Regions from separate parts of the Homo sapiens genome. Here region 2 is linked to region 1. The links are chromatin loops, found by intact Hi-C in ENCODE. Cell type or tissue: heart right ventricle. All regions are shown on one strand.

Region 1 (8,000 bases):
AACCAACTTGCAGGTGTTTAGGTGAACTTGATAGTAGGAGAACATTCCAGCTATTGGAAGTGTCCTGGGCTAGCTGGTAGCATGAAAACTCACAGCTTTCACTTGTCTGGAGGATCTGGCATGTGTGATGCAGAAGCATGCAGGACACACTGAGGTCATGTTGTGAAGGGCTTTGAAAGTCAAGATGAAGACTCTGGGCTTCCTTGAGGAGGCATGAGGGCACATTGGTGGTTTTAAACAAGCAGAGTTTCATTTAGCACTATTCCTTGGGCTGAGTAACCTGGAGGTCCCTGGAAAGGCTCAACCCTAGAAGTGATTGCAGCAACGCAGGTGAGGATGCAGTGTAGGGCAACAGAGGTGGCATGTGGCAAGAGAGATCCAGGAGGTCAGATCAACTACATTTGGCAACTTTTGGATTTGGACCAGAGAAAGGTGGAAAATAAATGTTAATAATAAGAGAGTTGAAAACAAGGTAAGCTCATAAAATCAACTTGCTGACTTGTCAATTTGTAGATCACTTACTCCTAGAGTAGTCCACGTGAAACTTAGGCTGAATGGTCGGCACCAGGCAAAGACTTCACTTCCTTCTGTTATGCCTGGCTGTTGTCCAGTCTGGAACCTGAGTGATGAGGCTACTAAAAGTGAGCATGCAACCAGGAGTAGAATGAGCTCTAGGGCAAGGGTGATGTTTTCCTTCTTGATTATTTCAGCCTGAAGTGGGACCAAGCAGTTGAAAAGTACCACTGCCTCTCAGAGAGATGGAAGCCAAGAGAGTGGATCTGGAAGTCCAAGTGCTTAGAGGAACACTCTTGTGATGGAGACAGAAAAAGACAGCAGAAGATCTGGGAACAGCCTGCATTTAGAATGTTAGAGAAGGAAGGAGAAACATAAGAGGAGACTAAAGTCTTTAGAATAATTGGGCTACAAACCAGGATAATGTTCAGGGACCATTGGAGGAAGGACCCAATGGAGGAGGGAATTTCAGGAAAGAATCATGGTCAGTTGTGCCAATGACTGCAAATTATAGGAAATGAGGAAAGGAAAAATATTACATTTATGATGAGACTCAGCAGCCCCATTCCTGGAGAAGAGAATAAACAGCTCTCTGTACTGGACAGCTGAATTCTCCCCTTGCTGAGGAAGAGGTTCGAACAGACAAGCCCCCAGGGCCCCTTGGCTGAGCCCACACACTTTGGTCTCTCATACTCTGATGGGACTTTTTTCTTACCTGGATTGCAATGAAAGGTGTGCACAGGAGGTACAGTGAGCAAATCCGTACTCAGAGAAAATGCTAGAGTTGTCGCAGCCCATTTCAAAGACCTTGAGTGTTCACTGCATTGCCTCCCAAACTTTAACATGCATAGGGAGAATCCAGTTTATGATTTAGGGGATCTGGGGCAAGGTCTGAGAATCCTCATGCCTCGCAAGCTTCCAGCAGCTGCTGCTATACCTGCTCACTCAACTGCACTTGAAATCACAAAAGTCTAGAGCACAGCAACTAACTGGTGGTCCTGGCACCACTTGCTTCATCCAAATGTGTTTCTTTGACCAGCATAATCTTCTAAAAAATTAGATTTACTTGAAAACATCTAAAAATGTGCAGATTTCACGTTTTAATAATTCCAAATTCTGTCTTCTCTTGAAACCCTCAGGAGATGTGGCCATCCTGCCCTTACATGCTGGAACACAGCAAGTGCTGGAGCTGACCTGTGGCTGCCCATTTTAGACAGTTTCAATGCCCTCCAGCCTGCCCAAGTCCTCATGCCCAGGCCCACTGCACACCCCCATTGACACTGTCTCCTGGCCCATGCAACCCCAGAGTTTTCCACTTCTCATCTAGAGCCAGCCCCTCACTCAACAGAGGAGAAATGAACCCTAGAGAGGGCATGGGATGAGCGGGTGCTGCCACTGTTAAAAGCAGCACTGTGTTTCTGCACCCCAGGGTTTGTGCTCAGTAACTGTTTACTGAATGACCAAATACCCTTTTCCATTATTGTGCTAGGGTCAACAGCTGATGCTGGTGTCCACCCACGGTGCCCCCCTACCCTGGCCACAGCACACCCCCCTTTATCGATCTCCTTGATTAATAAACAGTCCATGTCAGAGAACAGGAGCCTAAATCACACATCTCTTTGTGCCTTTCTCCAGATTTCTTCTTTTGTTTCTTGGGGAGAGGCTGAGGCAAGTCAACTCACAAAAATGTGCTTCCACTGAATGGGATCCTGGAGTTTATCTAATAGGCAGGTTGGGAAAAATGAAAACGCTAATTACTTCAGGGAAAGATGGAAAATGAGTCAGCTGATTGGGCCACCAGGCAGCCAGTAGGAGCTGATTTTTTTTTTTTTTAAAGAGGATAATGACTTATTCTAGGGGATTTCAGTTGTGCACACACAACAAAAATAATTCCAAGTGTCTGCTAGCAAAATCCCACGCTGCCGAACATCGCGTTTGAAAATTAATGTGACAAGCTGGAGGCCTATTTGCCCCAAGATCAGAAGACAATGAAAGCTTCCTCCCCAGGAAGTTTCTCAGGGTAGAACCAGAAATCCGGAACTGGAGAACCCAGAGGGCAACGCCCCACCGGAGCCAGTGGACGGGAATCAGCTGGGACGCCATGCTGCCCTCCTTTGTCTGGGTGATCAGGCCCAGCCTCCCGAGTTACTGATGATCCATATGGAAGCTGGTGGGGCTGCACATTAATTGCCTTGTTCAACCCATCATTAAAATGATACGTCTCGCCTTCGGGAGCTGTGCTGGCTGGCGGCGAGTTGGGCACACCTCCTGGGTAGAGAGGTCTCCCAACAGGGCCCTACACACGCTTCTTTCTGAAGAGTTGCACGGTGATTTGGGGTTCATGCTGGTGCCATTGGACTCTAGGAACCAAGGACCCCAGGGCCCTTGCTCCCACTCTCCTTTCTAGCGGGCAATGGAATTAATGAACCCCGGGCAGCCCTGGATGCAGGGCACACTCGGTCCTTTACAGCTCTTTGTCTGCAGCCAGGCTCTTGTCTTTCAGAGCTGGCTGCCGCCCCGTCTCTGGAGCTGATGCAGCAGCCAGATAATGAACAGTATATCAGCGGAGGCGGCGGAGGGGGGCGACGGGGAGAGAGGCGAGCGCCCGAGCGAGTTGGACTGACTTATTATTCCTTCACTCTCAAACAAAACAAAATCATTGGCCTGCCAGGGTCATTAAGGACCCCGGGGTTGTCATAGAAACGACCTTTGGGGCCTGGTGGTTGTTAATGCATGAGTGACTGCCTGCATTGTGTGTGTGGGGAGAGGTCAGAGTTTTGTTGGTGGCTTAAGAAAGAAAGAAAGAGAGTGAGGAAGAAAGAGAGCCAGCACAAAGCCCAGGATTGGGCGGCTGACATTCAGAAGGAAGGTTGTCCGCCGTGGCATTGATTAGCTGTCTGGGATGGTGAAAGTCCTGTGCCCGGCACATAGTAGGTGCTCAGTAAATGTCTGCAAAGGTGAATGGACACGTTTCTCTGGTTAAAAATGCCCTCCTATGCCCACTCTGAATTCCACCTCCCCGTAACCCGGAAGCCACTCTGCCAATGCTCTCCCTGAGAGTGCTTAGACAGGTAATGCTCCATCATTGTTCCAGCCGAGAGTAACAAACTCACAAGTTTCAGGAGGCACTTCTATGCCTTCAACTTGGACAGGACAATTTTCATGGTTCCCAGGGACCCAGGAGGAACTCGTTGGGGTGGGTGGGCAGGGGCTTTTACAGAGGAGAAATATAGGACAACAGGGCCTCCTCTGTCAGCCTTGGATTTACAGATGCGCCTTCAACCCACTTTCTAACCAGGGCACTCTGTCCCCTGCCAGGAGACACTGAGCACCACCCGTGAGACGGAGCTCCCCCTACTGGCTGGTGTTCAGAGAGCTCAATCTCCAGGGGTTGACTCTCTCCAGCTTGTCGGGTTTCAGAACCAGCCCTGCTACTAACTCTCTGTGTGTCCTCTTGCAAGTCCTCCTTCCTCAGTTTCCTCACCTGGAACATTAGACATGGTCCAGATGACATCTACAGCCCATCCCAAGCCTTCTGTTCTGATGCCTCTGGGTGGGGGTGGGGGGTGGGGGGGGTGTCTTTTCTGAATTTAGGATTTTACTTTCCAGGTTGGAAGAAAACATTCTAGCCACCTTTTGGGGGTGATTATAGAACCATTTGATCTCTGAGATGTCTAAACCTGGTTGCCTTCTCTGGTGTCACCATAGAAGTGAGGAGGCCCGGGCCTTTCAAGATCCTCTAACACTGTACTGCTTATGTTAACTGTAACACCATGTCCCCTGATAGCCTCTTGAAGTCTCCTTGTCACATTTGGAGGCCAATCCCAGGACCTGCCCACTGGAGACACACTCACTTAGCATTTACTACTAGAGTAGCTTCTTCTTAAAAATAGTTTCAGGAATCTGTCTGAAACCTTACCTGGCAGATTCTCAGATCTTTGCTCAAGCAAACCAGACTATCACTCACAGAATCCCTTCTTCAGCTCATGGACCCCAGAACACAATGGCTGCAAAACCCAGGTCTCTGATGTGGGCCCAGAACGAACAAACACCTCATCTCAGTGAATCGCAAATGCCTGCATTGCACATCTGTGCTCTTTTGCAAGGACTTTGCTGGGATTCGTGATGAGCACACCTATTACAGAATCTGGAGTGAGAGTGCCCAGTACAGCGGGGGTGGGGGGGTCCCTTGTGGGCAAAGGACCATCACATTCATCTACAGCACTGAGCCTGGTTCCTGCCCTGGAGTAGCAATAAGATATTGGAGTGAATGTTTGGTTCCAGTCTTTCATTTAATTCTTATAAAAAGGCAAGCAGCTACATCCCCCACAGAGCAGATGAGGTATCAGACAGGAGGAAGTGTGACTTGTCCAAGGTCACAGGAGGAGCAACTTTAGAAGCCGGACCCACAAGCTCCAGTCTGTTATGGCTCCGCCCACAGTGCTGCCGAAGCTGTCACCTGCGTGAGTACCAGAGAGTAAGAAGCGAAGAATCTTGTTATTTATGCTCATGTTGCATAAAATGTTATGCTCAGATAGAGTCAGTTTACCTTTGTTTTTGTTTTTAAAATCTGCACAACTGATTTGCATAACTGTCAGGGCCATGGCCTGGCACCTGTTCCCCTGTGTGTACAACAGAAAGGAGACTTTTGCCTACAGTCGAGCATGTTTTACTTCCTTTCTCATTAGTTGCAGAAAGAGAGAGGACTGTGCCCAGCTTGGACTCCAGTTCAAATCCCACTAAAACATGCTGAATCCTCTGTTTGGCATAAAACACGCTGAATCCTCTGTTTGGCATAAAACACCCAACTCAGATTGTTGACATATATTCTCTTTTCAACAAACTGCATCTTCTCAAATAAGTGAGAAGACAAAAATCCATCGAGTTTCCTGGTTTCCAGAGGTAAGAGAATTCAAGAGCAAACACTTCAGCATGCTGGAGCTTAAGTTTCCAAGAAAAGAAATGAGGAGTTGCTGATTTGGAGAAAAGGCCCCAGGCTAGACATGACTAGCTTACCTGGGGTTGCAATTGCTTCTAGCTCATGTGGTAACCTTTCACAAGTCACTTCCCCTTGTAGAGTCTATTTCTACTTTTCTAAAACATAAGGGAGCCCAAACTTTGAAATGTTGTAATTCTGAAGCTTAGGTTCCTATAAAGGATGATAAACTCCAGAGTATTTGTATTTAATGAAGTTTAACACCAGGTTATAAAATAGAGCTTCCTGGGAGAATGAGCCATCATCTAAACCAGCAGAATTGAACAGAGTGTTTTACTTTGCATTAATATGTTCCCTTAGGGACAAGGACAAAACCCAACATTGTAAAAAATGTCTTGAATATTTGCATATTGCATATAGAATATTTGCATGCAGTATTTATGTAAAGCATGATGCTTATTTTTCAGGGTGGGAAGGGGGAAATCTAGTAACTTGCTCAGTATCAGGTGCTTTTCATACAGCATTGAATCTTCAGCAACCCAAAGATGCATGGTATTCATTGAACCTCTAGAGAAACTGAAGGCCAGAGTAGGGACTTACCCATAGTTACCTGGTAAAATGCAGGGATATCCTTATTCCTTTACAGCACTTTTCTCTCCTACAACTTAACAACATTCACAGTGTAAGAGATATGCCTGGAATAATGTAAAAGAAATGAATTTAGCTCAGTGGGTTTTTATTCATATTCCTCTCTAGGTGGAAGTTTAGACAAGGTGGCCTCTAAGATCCATTTCACCTTTTTCTTTTTTTTTTTCTTTTTTTGAGATGGAGTCTCGTTCTGTCACCCAGGCTGGAATGCAGTGGCACGATCTTGGCTCACTGCAACCTCCGCCTCCCGGGTTCAAGCGATTATCCTGCCTCAGCCTCCCTGAGTAGCTGGGATTGCAGGTGTGTACCTCCATGCCCAGCCAATTTTTGTATTTTTAGTGGAGATGGGGTTTCAGCCTGTTGGCCAGGCTGGTCTCGAACTCCTGACCTCGTGATCCACCTGCCTCAGCCTCCCAAAGTGCTGGGATTACAGGCGTGAGCCACCATGCCTGGCCCAATCCATTTGACTTTTAAACCCTAACTTTCAGTTACTCATTTAAACAGTATTTACCAAGATGAATTCTGAAACATAACACACCCAAGAAATATTCCAGGGAAAGCATGTTTTGTGGTCAAATATGTTTGGAAAATATTGCAAGTTGTATCCTCAATTAGAGACTTACAGTGCACATTACAAAATATCAAAGGCTCTGATAAGGCCTACAACAAAAGCTTGCATAACTGTTTGATCCATTTGCCAAAATTATTGCATTCTGAACCCACATAACACTTATGAACATTTAATGAAATGACTTTGCTATTTAACACACTTGGAAAGCATTAGAATAATTGTAAAGTTTATGAATCTGCATCTCCCTCGTGTCTTGCCTTCTATCCTCTCTGCGAGCAGAGAAACAGTGGCCCTCAGGAAGGGTCATGGGCAGGGAGAGAGGATGAGGGGAGAGAGTCCATTTAAGGTTAACCAGGGCTCGTGTCCAGCTTCTGCTTGGAAGACCGACTCACCCGCTGCTCTTAAAATGCTGGGAGAGTCCACTCATGAAAAGCAAGAACCTGGATCAACTCTGATTTCCTCCATGAGAAATAGTCATTGCTCCAGCAGTCTCGGAAACTTTGATACGATAAATATTTTGATGCTTTCTGTATATTTATATAAGCCCATTTATTGATGAAAACAAAATGTGTCACATTTCTGTTTTGATCAGCCCTTTTAAGGAATTTCCCCACTCCTTTCCATTCTAAGCTGGAAACACCCAAATCTATACACAATAGAGTCTCACTGGACATGTCATTTATGGAAGTTGTTCCCTTGACTTGACTTAGTTAATTCCAGTGCATCCTTTATATCACAGCTTATATGTCACTTCCTCCTGGACTGGTTCCCTGCCTGCAGACTAGATTTAGTCTGCTTTTTCTGCTTCTAGGACAGCCTGGGATAGTCTGTGAGAGCAGTCATTAGGGCTGATAATTATATAGCCCTAAGAGTTTCTTTATAAATGTCTGATTCTCTCACTAGACTGTCAATCTCATGAGGACAAGGGCCATGCCTATTTGTTCATACTGCTTCCCAAATACTTAGCATGGACTGGCTAAATAGGCACTAACTAAATATTTGTTGGATGAGTGAATGAATGAACAAATTTCCATGTGAAGAAACAGGCTTCATCTGCCTGGACCCTACATCAATCTTTTGTACTCCTGTGCTACCAACTGTGATTTTGCTCTTCTATTTAAACTCTATTTCACCCGTCAAGTTTGATACATGATCTTATGTCTCTCAATGCCTGGCCTTGCCTCCCTCTCTTGCCACCTCTTTGGATACATCACTCACAAGCCGCTAGGCAACGCCCACCCATCATAACCCTTCTTCTACCCCACTGGGCTGACCCCAATCAGATTTCCTGCCCATAGGAAGACCACCAGAGGGGTTTGTGATTTGTTACCT
Region 2 (8,000 bases), 340 kb before region 1:
TTGAGAAGGTGATTAAAGAGGAAGAGTTTCCCACCCTGGCTCTCACCCTGTTGTGATGGGGAGCTGACTTTACTGTGAAGAATATATACTAGACAGGCTATATGTCTAATGGTTAGGGGCATGGACCACCTGCTTTTGAATCCTGATTTCACCACATGCTAGCTGAATGATCTAGGCAACTTATTTAGTATCTCTAGGTCTCAATTTACTATCTATAAATCAGAGGAATAATAATAATATCTCTTGAGGTTGTAGTAAGGATTAAATGAGCTAATCAAACTGTTTGGTTCACAGTAAGTACGAAAGTATTGAGCTATTATTACGGATTGAATACACACACTCTTTGCTATGAAATTCACAGCACTGGGGGTAGCTCCTGTTTAACAATCACTTGTTGGTGTCTACTCCTAATGGACTGGGGACACAGAGATGAGTCTGGTGGTATGTCCCAGCCTTCATGGGGCTCCCAATTCTGTGGGGTAGAACAAGCATATTAGAGATTATTACAAAGAGGGATGGTAAGAACAGAGTACTATGACAGCCCACAGGAGGAGCACCTAGCCCAGACTGAGGGGCAGGGGCGATAGCGGCATGGGAAGGGTGTTGCAGGCTAACGGCATGAAGGTGCCAGCCAGCTTTGGGCATCCCAGGCAGTCTGGTGTGGCCAGGGAATGAGGTGAGAAGTGATGGTGTTGAAGATGTTGGTAGAGACTGTCACAGGGAAGGCCTTGAACACCAGACCAAAGAGTTGGGGTGTTATTCTATGGGGGCTAGGGAGCTAGCAGAATATTTCTGTCAAGTGAGTGTCATGACAAGTGTGCATTTAGGAAGCTCCCTCTGGAAGTGATAGGACTCACTGGTTGGAGAAACCAAGCCTGGAAGCCAAGAGATTAGGGAGAGCTGGTTACAGAAATCAAACTGGGAGATGGGGAAAGACTTGGCTTGGGTGACTTGATGCTGCTGCTAATTGAATTGATGATTGGTACTGATTTAGATGAAAGTCCTGAGCTTGAATCATGTTGACTTGGAGGACCCTGTGGGCAATACAAGTCTCAATATTCAACAGGCAGTTGAATATGTGGGCCTGAAGAGATAGATCTGGGAGCCGAGGGTATTTCAATGGTAATTGAGTTCATAAGAGTGGATGGGATTGTTCGGAGAGGGTCAAGATCAAGGCAACCCTGGGTAGCTTGACCCTTCAGGGGAGCAGGGAAGCAAATTCTGCTAAAGAGGTTCTGCAGACACCTAGCAGTCCATATTTCTTACAGATTCAAATTCTCAGAGGAACTGGTTTCTCTCCTCAAGAGAAACCTCCCCTCTCCTCAAATCCTGTCTGTCTGTCTTGAACCCAGGCTATTATGATTAGGCCCTAGTATGACATAATGGCTTCAGGGCCAAGAGAGGATATCCAAGGGGCCCTGCTCTTCACTGTTACCTTGTCATTGCTACACTTTGCCACACCCTGTACCAGTTTCCATCTCTACAACAGGGAGAACTGGATTTTGTCAGCTGCTTCCTCCCAAAAGTTGTTACTACAGACACAAGAAGGATGGAGTCAGCAGAGTGACAGCTGAGGAAGTGATGCAGGTTGTCCTCATTTCTGGGGACTTATCCAAACCCTTCTGCACCTTTGGGTACCTGCACCCGCAGCCACTACTTGGTTGCGGTGAGTGCTAGACTAGCCTGATGAGAGAGGAAGCAAGGAGATTTTAATGCATAGGGTTTAGTGAACACATCCAGGCACTCTGTTCCTTCCTTCTACTGTTCAACCTGTAGAATAACAGGCACACAGGTGAAATTGTCTTACCTTCATAGGGGTTCACGAGGGTTGGAGCTGACAAACCAGTTTAAATGATAATCAATTGAGCTAATAATGCCCATGTCTTTCCAAAGGGAGAACTAGTACCAATCGGGAGTAGTAGAGGGAGTTACAGGGGAATAGAAAGTCCCTCTTGATGCTAAGCATCTTTAGAAGTGATGCCTGGAACAGAATAGGCTCTTGGGCCTGGATTATTGGGTGACAACTCAATGCTTCCACACTCTCCTCTCTGCACAAAGGGCTAGAAGCCTGAGAACTACATTTCCAGGAATCTATGAAACATAGGTTCCAGGTTAGAATCTTTCCATGAGAAGCAGATGCATGAGATTCAGAAGTCAGAAAAGAAGACGAAGCCATATGGGAGGTGGCTCCTGCCAGCCCTGGAGTTACTCACCTTCAGCTGTGGTGAGTAGAGTGGTGGGCTTTGGCAGATGGCAGATTTTAAAACAACCTCAAAATTTTCCTGAAGCAACAGTGTTGGGGGCATCTGTGATCCTTGCAGGAGCTGCTGCAGATCCTGCAACTTTTTTACTTTCTGAAAATTTATAGAGAACCTTTATTATATAAATATCCAATGACCTTCCTTTTTCCAGCTATTCCAAAATTTCTGTTAAGTGCTGTATAACATTTGCTGTATACCAAATCACCCAAAACCTAGTTGCTTAAAGCAACAATTATATATTTAGTTCACAATGCTGTGGATCAGAATTTGTGCTAGGCACAGCTGAGTGGTTCTTCTGGTCTTGGTTGGACTCACTAATGCATTTTACAAGAACAGGCCGAATTCAAATTTATATCACATGGATACAGGGAAGAGAATCATCAGGGCCAATTTTACAGTCTACCACAGCATCTATTTCTTGTATTAAATAACCTTCCTGCTTCAAAGACCCAGAGAGTTTTTATTTCCCTGAGCAAACCTTGAAGATGTAACATCACTCTGTATTTCTGGTCTTGGTTGGGCTCACTAATGCACAAAGGCTCACTAAAGAGGCAGGTATTGAGACTTGGATTAAGTAGTGGGCTGAGGGTTAAGGATTTGGGTTTAAGTCCTGGACTGTGCCACTTCTTGCAAGTCAACCTTGGGCCAGTTTCTTCAGAGTCTTGAACCCTTCTCTCTCAAATGGACATGGTTAAACTTATGTGCAGCCATCAAGTAAAACAATGGTTGTAAAGTAAGTTTGAATAGATTAATGATCATATCCTACATTTGAATAACACCACGCTGTGAAACCTTCCCACCTGGGGACTGCTGGATCAGGGGCCAGAGGGCAGGGGCTGCTCTGGTGGGATAGAAGTCAGAAAGATGTTGGTCACTTGCTTTTCTCCCCTCTTGGATTCCTTGGTGTATTTTGGGGCTTAGAAGTAAAGAATGAATGGCCAGCCAAATCTTCCATTTGCAGCCTCTGTGTTGGAATTAAGCCAGAGTTTGGAAAAGCCCTAGAACTGCTGGAGCCAGGACAAACTCCAGGGCTGGCAGGAGCCACCTCCCATCCACTGCTCCCATCTGCCCTCTTGGCTGCTGGTGCAGTGAGGCCCTGCTTGTCCTGGCCCATCCTCTCCCCAGGCCTCATGTGCTCAGCTGCTTGAAAGACCACTCCTCAGCTCCTTATTAGTCCCAACTCAAGCTGGACATGATTCACAGGGATAATGAGCTCGTAAATAAATTCCTGCTGCATCAGCTCATGGAGCTGAAGGTTAGGCTAGGGATGTGGGCCAGGGCAGGCAGAGGGAACCAGGCCCAGAGATTCAAATGTCCCCTGTGTTTTCTCCAGGGGATATATAAGGAGGGTGATGAAAACTTAAGAGATCCTGTGAATCCATCACTGGAATGTTGCACAGTGGCCTGGTTATGCTCTCAGTGCAGAGATCCTGGATCCATAATCCCATACTCTACTCTGCTTTCAGAATCCAGTTCTGCTAGAGATAGATTTTTTGGAGGCCAATGGCCAGTGGCTGTGTGTTCAGCAGAGCAGAACCAGGGCAGCAAGCTCTGTGAAGAGCTGAGCTGGCTGCTGAGGAATAGGGGATGTGTTCACATTTGTTGGGGTTTACCAGTAGAGAGAGGTCACAGGGAAATAATAAAAAAAAAAGTTCAGCACAATCCCAAAATAAAATGAGAGGTCCTAGAAAGACATGCACTTCCTATTAGTGGAAATGTGCAAGAAGAGGCAGGAAACTCCTTATAAGCATCAATGTGGGAGAGTGTGAGACAGTAGCTGAGGGTTGATGAAATGCCTTTTGAGGCCCCTTTAAGCTCCCTGTGTCTACAAGCTGTGTGGAAGGCAATCTGCCTTGGTGTTTGGCTATGCCTGCTTCTGCTTAAAACCTACCAGTGGCTTTTCATCACACTTAGAATAAAATCACGAAGGCTGGGCGTGGTGGCTCATGCCTGTAATCCCAGCACTTTGGGAGGCCGAGGCAGGCAGATCACAAGGTCAGGAGTTCAAGACCAGCCTGGCCAACATAGTGAAACCCTGTCTCTACTAAAAATACAAAAAATTAGCCGGGCGTGGTGGCGGCCACCTGTAATTCCAGCTACTCAGGAGGCTGAGGCAGGAGAATTACTTGAACCCTGGAGGTGCAGGTTGCAGTGAGCGGAGATTGCACCACTACACTCCAGCCTGGGCGACAGTGCAATACTCTGTCTCAAAAAAAATAAAAAAAAAATAAAATCAAGAAAAATTTTCCCAAGTCAGTAGTCACTTCTGTATTATTTCAGACTATTCTCCCCATTGTTCACTGTGCTCAATGCCACCTACCTTTTTCTCACCCTTAAACTTGGCCTCTAGTTGGGATAGACTGGGCTGTGCTGCAGTAACATAACAAACCCTGGAATCTCAGTGGATCAGCTCCTTATGTGTTTGATTCTTCTTTATGGACTATTCATATGGGCTGGCAGGTCTGTTCTCTGCCTAGTGACTCAGGAATCCAGGTTCCCTCCATTTTATGATGCTGCTGCCCCAAAGCGTGGCATCCAATGTGGCCCTGGTGGGAAATTTATTTGGCCCAGCATTGACACTTGTCGCTTATGCTCACAGTCTGTTGGCTAGAACTAGTCACACAGCCCAAGCACAAATGTAGGGGAGGCTGGGCATTGGAGGGGAGCACATGGATATTGGGTGGGCACTCATGGTCTGGGCATGTATCTGTCAGGGTTCCAAATTGCAAGCAATGGAGAGTGACTTCAGGTGTTTCAAGCAGAAAATAAATTTACTAAAACAATATTATGGAGTTTACTGAATCTCCTAAAAAGCCAGAAAACTAAGATTAAAGGTGATGTAGCTAGAAATAGCATCCCCAATCATGCTGTAGAGCAGCTCTGAGATGTTGCTCCTGGGCGCAGACACCATGGCCATCCCTGCCAACAGTGCTGGCACTGAACATGAAGTCTGCCACATAGCCATAGCCATAGCTGCCCCAGAGACTGGATATGGTTACTGCATTAAGGACACCCTTGTCAGCCTGCAGCCTGTACAGCCCCAGCTCCTTTGTGTCACTCACTTCTGACTCAAGGTCTAGGATCAGCATGTCTGATTGAGGAGCCTAAATGAGCCATGTGCTAGCTGCAAGGCAGGCTGACTGTATTAGTCTGTTCTCAGACTGCTAATAAAGACATACCCAAGACTGGGTAATTATAAAAGAAAAAGAGGTTCCTTTTCTTTTTAGAAGAACACTGGACTCATAGTCTCACGTGGCTGGGGAGGCCTCACAATCATGGAAGGCAAAGAAAGAGCAAAGATACATCTTAGATGGCAGCTGGCAAGAGAGCTTGTGCAGGGGAGCTCCCATTTATAAAACCATCAGATCCCATGAGACTTATTAACTATCACGAGAACAGCATGGGAAAGACCTGCCCCCATGATTCAATTACCTCCCCACGGGTCCCTCCCATGATACAAGGGGATTATGGGAGCTACAATTCAAGATGAGATTTGGGTGGGGACACAGCCAAACCATATCACTGACAAAACAAATATCTGGCATTTTACCTCCTATGGAAGGCCCTGGTTTTCAAGGGGAGCCTCAACTGAGAGTGATGAATATTCACTGCATTATCTCAGGGCCTTTGCACTTGCTGCCTCCTCTGTCTACAGGTATTTCCCCAGATGTTCTCAAAGCTGGCTCTTTCTCTGCTCAAACGCCAGCTCTGACAAGCAAATCTAATGCAGTCCCCGTGAGGCAATCACATCCACCTGACTTGTTTTCTTCGCAGCACCTGTCCCTACCTTGTCCATTCATTTGTTTACTGATTTAATTTCTGTCTACCTGTAAGAGGTAACAAGCACAGGCCATCGTAGGAGACAGGTTCAAACCCCAGCCCTGCCATTTACTAGCTGTGTGACCTTGGACAGCTTACTTATTTGCCTTTGCGGCGCCTGCAGTTTCCACATCCAGCGGTGGTGTGTGCACGTGTCTCGGGGAGCAGGTTCGGGCTGACTCAACATCTGCCCTGTGCTGGCCACTGTGCTAGGCCTCTGCTTCTGTAATCTCATTAATCCCCAGCACATCATTGTGAAATGCCCCTTATTTGTGTCCTGGTTTCCCTCAGGCTGTGAGAGGTAATGTACAGGCTCAAGTCCACACCACGGGAAGCAGTGCAAAGCCTGTGTACTTCCTGCAGTCATCACACAGCAACCCCCTTCAGACTCCAGGCCTCTGTGTTTGGGGGTGTAAGGGACTGTTTCTCTAGTTGGTGAGATTATAAAATAACCTCCACGGAGTATTCCTGTTGTAGTGGGCTGAGAATCCCTTCCTAACCTCTAACCTTTGTCTCTGGCTGTAATTTTATCCCAGAGAGAAGGGGTGTGGCACATGGGCCTAGGGCCGAGTGTGAGCCCAGGTGATAGAAGAAGGCAGTTACACCCCAAAGGCTCACTCTACCCTTGGAGCAGTCAGATCTGGGGCAGGCATTTAAGAATTCAGGCACAAAGGAGAGGCCAAGGGCCCACAACAGGGAGGCAGACATCCCTGGCTTCCAGGAACACATGGAGCGAGACACAGTCCCTCCTCCTGTATCCTTGTTCCTTGGCTGAGCACATGGAAGAGGGGGTGTCTCCAGGCCCAAAGAGGAAGCCTGAAGGTTGTGTGGAGGTGGCCACCTGGGAGTCAGGTGGAGGGCTCTTTTCTTTGACTATGTAGATCTTATGTACTTTCCTTGATGACAGGCTGGATTTGACCTTCTGGTCATAGTTGGGGGACTTTTACTCTAGATCATCTCTAAGGACTATTCCAGCTTTGACCTCCCACCTGGGTACGGAAAGAGACTGAGGCTCTGACAGGTGAAGTAGGTTTGCCCCGGTTTGCAAATGTGGCTGGAAGGGAGGTGGGGACAGGCTTTATTCATTTCTGATCTCTTAGGGATCTCTGAGAGCCTGGCACAGAGCAGGTGCTCAGAGAGCCTTTGGTGAATGAATGAATGAATGGGTCCTGAACTTGGGTAACAAGAATATGGCAGGGATTATGTATTTTTGTTGATGGGTGTTGTGAACCTGTAAGGACAGGAAGGAAGGAGTGCTGAGGCTGACAGTGAGAGAAGATAGAGGGAGTTTCCGGCACTCTGGGGCCGTTCACTGCAGTATCACAGCAAACAGCAATCATGTGCCCTGGACGGGCATTCCTTTGTTACCGAGAGGCACAGGAAAGAATGGTAACACAGTGGCTGGTCATCAGAAAGAGATGCAAGGATGCTGAGCGTATAAAGCTGCAGGATGCATTGCATTATGCATGCCTGAGTCCTGTAGCTTGCTTTGTAAAGCACAGTGCTTATTTTAATAAGTGACAATCTTTAATGCAGTGGGGGGAAAATCACAGCTTTGTAGATGTCTCATTGTTCTCAGAAGTGATGCTTAGCTTCAAGAAACACCAAGTTGGATGGGCAGCTAGGCAGGGACTTTGATGTCCTTCTGGTTTGCTTTCTGGGGCAGGAAAAGGATGAGTTCTCCTAGTGTCTTGTACACATCAGATGCTCAGTCAAAGTCTGATAAATAAATGGTTCTCTCCCTACATCTGATATAGTGCTGTCTTACAGTAGAAAACCTAAGGAACATGTGACTACATTCACCCATTCATCTCCTAGTTGCTTGCTGACATTTGAAATTTATTTGCAGACTCACGTGTAGTGGTGATAGATAAGGCTTCATGTGTGGGCTTGGGCCCTGATGAGAACTCCCACCATGGC

What was found. A loop is a pair of places that touch in the nucleus more often than their neighbours do. Peaks named below come from ENCODE experiments on the same cell type or tissue, not always from the same donor. Only the 100,000 strongest peaks of a DNase experiment are listed, where the experiment ranks them.
Region 2: it touches region 1 in a loop (2.1-fold over the local background); 29 of 110 quality-filtered maps call a loop at or near these places.

The regions. Positions count from the first base shown.
Region 1 is chr10:78,653,889-78,661,888 of GRCh38, forward strand. It overlaps LOC105378379 (a long non-coding RNA gene), which reads right to left. Exons shown (of 5, transcript XR_946100.2): 3 at 6,060-6,144. Among named protein-coding and RNA genes, the nearest start is that of LINC00595, 390 kb to the left of the region's middle. In heart right ventricle, a CTCF peak has its summit at 3,864 (motif pointing left); a DNase peak (open chromatin) is centred at 3,863.
Region 2 is chr10:78,313,251-78,321,250 of GRCh38, forward strand. All of the region lies in intron 1 of LOC124902468 (a long non-coding RNA gene), which reads left to right. Among named protein-coding and RNA genes, the nearest start is that of LINC00595, 50 kb to the left of the region's middle. In heart right ventricle, no CTCF peak of the experiment used is centred here; DNase peaks (open chromatin) are centred at 3,371 and 5,311; H3K27ac peaks cover 1,669 bases.